2 separate regions of the Homo sapiens genome follow, and region 2 is linked to region 1. Evidence: chromatin loops called from intact Hi-C (ENCODE). Cell type or tissue: psoas muscle. All regions are shown on one strand.

Evidence for each region. Hi-C counts contacts between places; a loop is a spot of excess contacts. Peaks named below come from ENCODE experiments on the same cell type or tissue, not always from the same donor. Only the 100,000 strongest peaks of a DNase experiment are listed, where the experiment ranks them.
Region 2: it touches region 1 in a loop (1.9-fold over the local background); 14 of 110 quality-filtered maps call a loop at or near these places.

What each region holds. Positions count from the first base shown.
Region 1 is chr1:39,321,878-39,326,877 of GRCh38, forward strand. MACF1 (microtubule actin crosslinking factor 1) reads left to right here. Exons shown (of 101, transcript NM_001394062.1): 32 at 731-838; 33 at 1,033-1,131; 34 at 2,316-2,468; 35 at 2,769-2,857. Among named protein-coding and RNA genes, the nearest start is that of MACF1, 120 kb to the left of the region's middle. RefSeq lists an enhancer at 48-237. In psoas muscle, no CTCF peak of the experiment used is centred here; no DNase peak of the experiment used is centred here.
Region 2 is chr1:39,432,625-39,437,624 of GRCh38, forward strand. It overlaps MACF1 (microtubule actin crosslinking factor 1), which reads left to right. Exons shown (of 101, transcript NM_001394062.1): 67 at 1-30; 68 at 424-531; 69 at 1,790-2,008; 70 at 2,934-3,137. Among named protein-coding and RNA genes, the nearest start is that of BMP8A, 57 kb to the right of the region's middle. In psoas muscle, no CTCF peak of the experiment used is centred here; no DNase peak of the experiment used is centred here; H3K27ac peaks cover 482 bases.

The DNA.
Region 1 (5,000 bases):
GTCATCTTTGGGTTTTAGAAAAAGTATTCTGGTGGAACAATAGAGAATAAATTGAGATTAGACTAGAAGCAGTGAAAGTACCTAAGAGGCTACCGCACTTATAAGGCTACTTCATGTGAGAGAAGAAGAGAGTGGACTAGAGCAGAACTTGCAGGGTTGCAGAGGAAGTGGCAGAATAGTATGGTAAAATGAGAATACTGGTTCAGGGATTAGAAATCTAAGATTCTAATCCTAACTCTGTTAACACTTACCCACTTAGTTAATTAGGGAAATTCACATCCCCTCTCTGGGTTTCACTTTCCCCACAGGTGAGATGAAAGGGTTGGTCAGACTGCAACTAAGGCGTGAGCAAACTATGACCCACAGGCCAAATCTTGTCCACACACCTGTTTTTGTATGGCCCATGAGAAAAGGTTGAAAAGAAAATCAAAAGAATAATATTTTATGATGTGAAAATAATATGAACTTCAGTTTTTAGTGTTCATAAATAAAGTTTTATTCTAACAACCACACCCTTTCATCTATATATTGCCTATGGCTGCTTTCACTTATAATGAGAGAGATAGTATGGCCTGATATTTTCTGTCTGGCCTTTTACAGGAAAAGTTTGCTAACCTCCAGCATGAGTGGTCACCAAAACGCTTCCAGCAATAAAAAGCTATGATTTATTACATGATGTATGTGAATTATAAAACCCTGAGTAACTGTAGCGAAATTCATCCTTTCCTAGGACTATGAATTGCAACTGATGACATACAAGGCCTTTGTGGAATCGCAGCAGAAATCCCCTGGCAAGCGCCGTCGCATGCTTTCCTCTTCAGATGCCATCACTCAAGAGGTGAGAGGGTGGGGGAAGGAAATACACCACTGTCTTCCCTTAAGGAAAGATTCATTTGCCTGGGCCTTACATTTTGATTTAGGGCTCACTTTTCTGGTGAACATGTGACTGCATGAACATTTCCTCTTATTTTGAACTATTTAAATTTCATTTTCTGGCAGACGATTTATTTAAATTGTTCTTTTGAACCACAGTTCATGGACTTAAGGACTCGCTACACGGCATTGGTGACTTTAACAACTCAGCACGTGAAATACATCAGTGATGCACTCCGGCGTCTGGAGGAGGAGGAGGTGAGGACAGTTGGGTCCAAAGTCATCTTGAAAGTACAGTAAAACATCTTAGCCAGCACGGTGGTGTGTGCCTGTAGTCTCTGGTACCCAGGTGGCTGAGTTGGGAGGATTACTTGAGTCTAGGAGTTTGAATCCAGCATGGGTGACATAGGGAAATCCCCTCTCTACAAAAAATATTTAAAAATTAGCTGGGCATGGTGGCACACACCTGTGGTCCCAGTTACTTGGGAGGCTGAGGTGGAAGGATCACTTGGGCCTGGGAAGTTGAGGCTGCAGTGACCATGATTGTGCCACTGCACTCCAGCCTGGGCAATAGGCTGTCTCAAAAAAAAGCCCAAAATATCCCACATACCCCGTAAATATATACACCTACTATGTACCCACAAAAATTAAAAAAATTTTTTAAACCAGCAAAATATATGCTATATATGTAACATATAATTAAATTATTATATAATATATATTTTATTTGAGAGACAAGGAAGTTAGAATACTATGTATAATTATGATTTCATTAAAAACAAAACTGTGTACTACAAAGACATGGCATAGAAAGAAGTTTATAGGCACCTATACCAAATTTCTGGGGAAATAACGTTAACTTACATAATTATGTATTTTAGACTTGTTTGAATTTATTGTAATGAGCATGTCATCTGTTTGTAACTGTAAAAATCTTCTGTCTTTGTAAAATAAGTTTCTGCATATTCAGCCTCTCTTATAAAAAAAAAGCTGTTAAAACATTAACCATACCATCTTTTGCTTTTTAAATTAGCAAGACTTTCTTTATATCCATACCTACATAATGTAATCTCAGTAGGCTTCAGTCTCTTCTCTTCTTACAGATTCACCTGTAAACCTAAGAATTATGAAAATGAGTAAGATGCTATATGTGAAGAGATTTTTTTAAAAAGCATCAAATAATTATTGAGTGCCTATTATATATAAAACAGTGGTTTGTATTTTTCAGAAAGGTATTAAACCTAGGTATAATAAATTTAGCTCACAAACACCTGTGAGCAATACTGTAGGCTGGGCTAAATTATACTTGGGGTTATTTTCACAGCCCACTTATTTAGGTAACTGTATCTGTTTTTAGGAAGACTTCATTTAAGAAAATCTGAAGTCGTGCCAGCCTAATAAAAGACATTGCTAGCATATTGATTTTCTATTTCCTATTCTAGAAAGTGGTAGAAGAGGAGAAACAAGAACATGTGGAGAAGGTTAAAGAACTTTTGGGCTGGGTGTCTACCCTAGCGAGGAATACACAAGGAAAAGCTACCTCATCCGAGACCAAAGAATCAACAGACATTGAAAAAGCTATTTTGGAACAGCAGGTGAGAAGAAGGTCCATCTCTGTTTACCTGGGTAGAATAATATGTGATAATACATTAGGTGGAATAGTAGAAGTCACATGTGGGCCATTCCAGAAGTGATTGCTACCTGAGTAAATGTTAAAGAAACTTAAGAAGCCATCTTGTTTGTTCTTGTACCTTTTTATCAGCTGTAGCTCATTGGTGATAATAATTTGACCTAAGCTGCATATTTTCTCTAGGATTTAAAAAAATAATTTTAAATAATTTTTGACTCTTAATTCTTGGGTTTTGAAGCTTTTTCTCTTTATTTCTACCATGTAGGTTCTGTCAGAAGAGCTGACAACAAAGAAAGAACAAGTCTCTGAAGCTATTAAAACATCACAGATCTTCTTGGCCAAGCATGGTCATAAGTGAGTATTAAATGAGAGATTATGGCACATCTGGGGCACCTGGTCTATCAGTCTAAAACTTACAGCCATAATGAGATTTCAGAATGGAGAATTCAGAGCAGCAAGAGCCAGATTATGGGGACCCTGTAGTTCATACGGAGGAGTTTGCATTTAATTTGTTGGCTATGGGAAGAGATTTTAAATGTGATTGTGTTTTACTTTTAAAGGTTGCTAGAACAGTTATATGAAGAAAGGATTGACATGTGGTGAGAATAGAGGCTGAGAGGCCTGTTAAGAGGCTATTCTGATAATGTAGACAAGAAATGACGAGGAATGGAAACAAAGAGACTAATATTCAAGAGATGTTAAGGATAATGAATCTATGGGTGTGGTTACACATGAAAATTATCGCATAAAGTGACAGAGATTTGAATTATCAGTGTATTAGAAACCATGTGGGTAGATTACTCAAAAGGGCTTTTTGGGGCTTCTCAGCCTGTTAAGGAAGCCTCAGAGAAGGAAAAGGAAAATTATGAGTGATAACTCAGAACCCAAGAAAGAACAGAGTTCCAAAAAGGAGAGAAGTTCAGAAGTCAAGAAAAGTTGAGAAATATCTGTTACATTTGGCAAGTTAGAAGTCTTTGGTGCCTCTGGTGACAAGTTGTGGGATGAGGTCAGATTTAGTATGGTGAGGAGCACATTGGAGGCAAGCAAGGCGAAACAGAACTGCTCTTTCAAGAAGCCAGGACATAGGAGCAAAAAATATAATAGAGTCAATATTTAAAAATGAAATATATGGTCAAGAAGGGTTTTGTTTTCTTAAAAGATACAATGGACTTAACTATGTTTTCGAGTAAGTCTCAAGGACAAAGGGGAGGAGATAATTAGAGAAAGGTCCCAGTGGACATGCAAGAGGAGGAAACTCATTGATAGTTAGAAAGTACAACCTTAAACAGGAAATTGGGACCACCTTTTTTCTGAGGTGGAGATGAGGGAAAGGAGATTAAGAAAGGTATGGATAGAGGTAAATTTGTTAGGACCGAAGCCAGAAAGTAAGAGAATTAGTGCCCAGTGGTCTGTATTTTCTCTTTGAAATAGGTGGAGAGGTTTGTTGAAAGGATGGTGCCGAGGAGAAAGGAAGAGGGACTTGGCTGGGAATTTACAAGAGGATTGTCAGGAAGTATTGTGACCCAGTTGAGATTGGAAACCAGTGGGCTCTGTCTATGTGGTTGTGGAATTTTTTTTTCTCTAACTGGATTTACCTAGCAGCCTTAGTGTAGGAGCAGAAGAGACTGGTGGTTTGATTGATTTGGGGTTGGGCTTTTATCAGGTTAGCGAGTGGAGAGTGCAAGGATAATGGTAAGGAACTGATCAAGAATATGGATTGTGGGGTCTGGCCTCTGAAGAAAAGAAACTTAATAGAGAGGACTGATAGAATAAGAGGAAATGGAGGCATTAAGGAAGGCTTAGGACATATCCATGAGTTGATGGATAGATCCCATTTGAATCAACAGAGTTCATTCTCAGAAACATAATGTGGAATGAAAAAAGAAAGTTGCGGGATTCATCAGATTCAAGAGGTGGTTACCTTTGGGAAGAAAGGGAAAGGAATGGACTTGGTGACAAATATACAGTGGGCTTTAATTATATCTGTAATGTCTTATTTCTAAGAAAGGGTCTAAAGCGGCCAGGTGCGGTGGCTCACGCCTATAATCCCAGTACTTTGGGAGGCTGAGGCGGGCAAATCACCTGAGGTCAGGAGTTCGAGACCAGCCTGGCCAGCATGGTGAAACCCAGTTTGTACTAAAATTACAAAAATTAGCTGGGTGTGGTGGCGGGCACGTGTAATCCCAGCTACTCGGGAGGCTGAGGCAGGAGAATCACTTGAACCTGGGAAGTGGAGGTTGCAGTAAGCCAAGATCGCACCACTGCACTTCAACCTGGGTGACAGAGCGAGACTCCATCTCAAAAAAAAAAAAAAAAAAAAAGAGAGAAGAAAAAGAAAAGGCCCTAAAGCAAATATGTAAAATAGTAAATTGTGAAATGAAAGCTGGATAGCTAGACAACAGGTAAATAAGAATGTGTTACATTCTTCTGCCTGTTTAAAATATTTTATTTTAAAAAGAAAATAGGTATAGAAGGAGTAAAGAAAGATAAAACTGAA
Region 2 (5,000 bases), 110 kb after region 1:
CAGACCACAGCTCAGCTTCAGGTACAGAAGGTACGTGCCCACTCTTTCCTGAGCTAATAGAATCATCAGTAACTTAGAGTGACTAGGAGAGTTTCTGACTATCCCATGTCAAGTGGAATAATTTAGTGGCATGATGGTAAATAGAAATTAATTTTCTATGTATTTGGTTGAGATGAGGAAGAATTTTTTTTTTTGCTTTGTGAGAAAGGAAAAATAGGCCCATTAATCCATAATTAGCAATTTCCTTGATAGAAATTTTTGTAAGCTACTAAAAAGATAAGCTAGAGAAGATGTTGGATAGGCAAAGTGTCAAACTGTATAAGAACAATTTTTGATGTGGCTTTTTCATAGATTTTGTCTTAACCTTTAGTAATAACAGGAAAAGGGTCTTTTTACTTCTTAACTACAGTTTACTTTTCAAAGGCTTTCTCCATTGACATTATTCGACACAAAGATTCAATGGATGAACTCTTCAGTCACCGTAGTGAAATCTTTGGCACATGTGGGGAGGAGCAAAAAACTGTATTACAGGTGAATTACATTTATTTATTTGCCATATTGTTCCTGTTTTTATCATGGTGAATTAGAAGCACAATTGTGAAATGATGGTTTAAGGCTTTTTCCCTCCTGGACTTTTCTTATGATTGTTATTAAAGTCCAGCTTGATGTTCTGGGGAATTCAGAATCTTAACCCTGTGTCCACAAATGTTTAAAACAGCCATCCTATATAATGTGAAATATATTGCAAATCCATCTTCTTTATAACAGGGGAATTGCTACTTATCCTCACTCCACAGGGAGCAAGCTTTGAGTTACTTTTCAAGGTATTTATGGTAGATTTTTTTCAGAACCATATGCAGATATTAATTCCTTCATTATATCCTTCTAAAAGGTCGTACCTAGTTTTAAAAGGATTGGTCAAGATGGTTTGTAGACAAGTTTTTTCATTTCGTTTTGTTTTGTTTCATAAAGGATATGTTTAAGCACAGTTTCCTCAGAAATATTCATAAACTGACTGAGCTACTCATCCTAAACATTTGAAGCATAAATGGCAGGTTTCTGGAGACTTTTTTTTAATCAGAAGAAAAATGACAGGCAAAACTTGATAGGCAAAGATTCCATCGTAGCCCCTTAGATGTTCAGTTTTAAACTGATCCATTATAATGGTATATTGGCCAGGCACGGTGGCTCACGCCTGTAATCCCAGCACATTGGGAGGCCAAGGTGGGCAGATTACCTGAGGTCAGGAGTTCGAGACCAGCCTGGCCAACATGGAGAAACCCTGTCTCTACTAAAAATACAAAAATTAGCTGGATGTGGCAGTGGGAACCTGTAATCCCAGCTACTTGGGAAGCTGAGGCAGGAGAATCCCTTGAACCCAGGAGGCGGAGGTTACAGTGAGCTGAGATCGCGCCAGTGCACTCCAGCCTAGGTGACAGAGTGAGACTCTGTCTCAAAAACATATATAATAATAATAATGCTATATCTAAGGTTGTGTATCATTACTGAAAGGTTAATTTTGCTGTGTTTTTCTTATACTATTTTACTGCTTTTTAAACTTTTATCTTTTAAAAATTATAGAAATAAAATATATGTATGATAGGAAAATTAGAAAATTTCAGATAAGTATGAAGAAGAAAATAAAAATCACTTGTAATCTTTACTGATATTTTAAAATAATTTAGTTATGTATTCTTTTAGACTTTTTAATGTATATATACCTACTTTTTTTCTTAAGAGTTTATAATAGTAATACTTATCCTTTTTTTTTTTTTTTTTGCTCACATAGGAAAAGACAGAGTCTCTAATACAGCAATATGAAGCCATTAGCCTACTCAATTCAGAGCGTTATGCCCGCCTAGAGCGGGCCCAGGTCTTAGTAAACCAGTTTTGGGAAACTTATGAAGAGCTCAGCCCCTGGATTGAGGAAACTCGGGCACTAATAGCACAGTTACCCTCTCCAGCCATTGATCATGAGCAGCTCAGGCAGCAACAAGAGGAAATGAGGGTAAGGAGCATGCCAAGTTTCATTTTATTGTTCTAAAATGGTCTCTATAATTTATTTAAAAACAACATTTGTTAGTGTCTATAGGTGCAAGTTCTGTGTTACGAAGTTAATTCTTAATCAGTTAGAATTCCTTTCATAATACATAATCTGAATTATTTCCTTGGTTGTTTAATATCAATTGATTAAACACTAAGATTATAGAGATGTCGAGAACCTTAGAATGACAGAACTAAAGAAAGAACTCACTAAAAATCAATGGAATTTAAAATATTTCCGGGGATAATAGGGTGTTGTTACACTCAAGGTATGGTTGGACAGTACTTTCTACTTAGTTAGGCACCAACTGGAGTGAAAGCCATGAGGTAATGTCAAAAAACATTTGCTCTGTATAGTTAATGACACTTCAAAATGTTTATTTCTGGTTTATGGCTTGTGCTTATTGCTATTCTTATAAGTGGAAGTGTATAAACTGGACGTAGTCAGCAGTAAAGTCAAGGAGTGGTTGGATTGCCAAAAATGTTGCTATTCATAGCTTATCCAGCTTGGTATCTCAGTCTGGGGAGGTAGACAATTATTAAACCATGTAGAGTAAAATAGAGTACATAGAAGTACTTATGATTACAGAAGAGTGTGGAGTAGACTTGTATGACACAGCTGGTAGGGGAAGAGAAGAGAGGATGTTTCCAGGAAGGCTGCTAGGGTGATGAGACATCAGAACTGACTTTCAAAAATTAAATTGGGTAATGTCAGAACCTAAGACTTAGGTGTTTTTCTGTTCCCACACAAATGGTGAGATGCTGGGCCTTGCTGGTTTTTAACAATTTTGTTTGTTCCTCTTAAAGTTGATATTAGCTCTGATCAAAGTATCTAAATACATAAACTGGTATAAAAGTACTCATTATGGTTTAATTCTTTTTTTACCTAGCAATTAAGGGAATCTATTGCTGAACACAAACCTCATATTGACAAACTACTAAAGATAGGCCCACAACTAAAGGAATTAAACCCTGAGGAAGGGGAAATGGTGGAAGAAAAATACCAGAAAGCAGAAAACATGTATGCCCAAATAAAGGAGGAGGTGCGCCAGCGAGCCCTGGCTCTGGATGAAGCCGTGTCCCAGTCCACACAGGTATGTGTGTGTCTGACACTCATAACCTTGAATTGTCTACTGTTCTAAACAAGAGGTCTCTGTATCAGGTATGTCTCTGTGCTCAGGAATGTCCAGAGCAGCATGTTAATACGTGATCGGTAGATAGAACAGAAAGCTTAGCCTATCTTCATTTTTATTCCAAGGAACATTGGCATACTGACATTCTAAGGAGAGTGAAATGAGTCTTGGCTGGTATATATTGTCTGTTGATGGTTTCTCTGAAAACTTTATGTTGTGATGATCCTTTAGCAGATGATTTTGGATAAATTTACCTTGCAGATTCAAAAGCAGTGACTGCCTCAAAAAAGTACTTATTGAACCTGTTACTTTTTTGCTTTAGAGCAACAGCACATTAGTTTTCTTAAGCAACCAGCTAACTCATAGTTTAAGATGCTTGAGTAAGGAGTAGTAAGAGCCAAAGAGAAGCATAAACCAGCAGAGGGATTTAAAGCATGTAACTACATACTTTCAACTAATATATTACTCTTAGTGGTACTGTTGTCATGTCTGGGTATTTTATTCCTATGTTTAGTCAATATTCTTGGTTAATATTTGTACTTACTCAAGTTTCTCCCCCCACCTTCCGTCCCATCTCTCACTCACATTGTGGAATGTGTTACTTTGTGTTGTTGCTGCCTGCTCCTGTCTTCCCCACATCGTCACATTTCATTGTTGTGTTGACCGCGCCCACCATTACAGATTACAGAGGTAAGGTACCCATCCCCATTGGGACTAGGGTGTTCTTATAATGCTGAAAATTGAGGTCATTACCTGTAAGGGAATTTCCCTTAACTTTAGTGGAATAAATTTAATTAGTGCAGTTTATTATGCCAGTTTCATTTGGGGTGGAACCTAGAAGTGAGAGAGTGATGGGAAGTGATGTTGTTAAGGAATCCCACCATGTTTTTTCTATAGGACACTTGAAATTGATAAGCCTTTCTTTAACTAAAACCAGAGTTGGTTTGAGATAGATTTTTCTTAGGAGGCATGCTTATCTGTTTTGCTCTTTTCTCTCCTCTCTGCATCAAATTTTAATGAGAACTTTTCAGTTGTAGTCATGTTATTCAAAGTAACAGAAAAGTGGGAAGGTAATAATTCTTCAAGAATAAGGTTAGATTTGGTCTTCCTTAATTACCTTTCATTATTCCAACGTTTTTTCTCTCTTATTGTTCCATAAGGTGGGTCGTTAAACTGCATGCCATGTTACTTTTAAACTACAAGTCGTGTAGCATATTAAGTTTCCCATCCATTTACACAGCTGGTGGAGGGCATCTAACTTGTTGGTCTAGTCTGTTGCATGCAACTGTCATCTCAGATGTTGACATACTGACTCTCAGCAGTTTCATAGTCTTGTCCCTTTTTTGTTACATTAGTTGGAATAGGAGAAATATTGTGGCAGCACTAAAGATTTGAATTGGTTTCTAGTATATTCATATATTTAGATTCTTAAAATAAATATTGGCTTTTTTTTTTTTTAATGGGCCAGCTCTGTATATGCCCAAAACAGTTTTGTTGTTGTTTTTTTCTTTTTCTTTTTTTTTTCTTTTAGACAAAGTCTTACTCTGTCGCCCAGGCTGGAGTGCAGTGGTGCTATCTCAGCTCACTGCAACCTCTGCCTCTCGGGTTCAAGTGATTGTCATGCCTCAGCCTCCCTAGTAGCTGGGACTACGGGCGTGCGCCACCACACCCGGCTAATTTTTTGTATTTTTAGTAGGGACGGCGTTTCACCATGTTGGCCAGGCTGGTCTTGAACTCCTGACCTCAGGTGATCCACACACCTCAGCCTCCCAAAGTGCTGGGATTACAGGTGTGAGCCACCACCCCTGGCCCAAAACAGTTTCT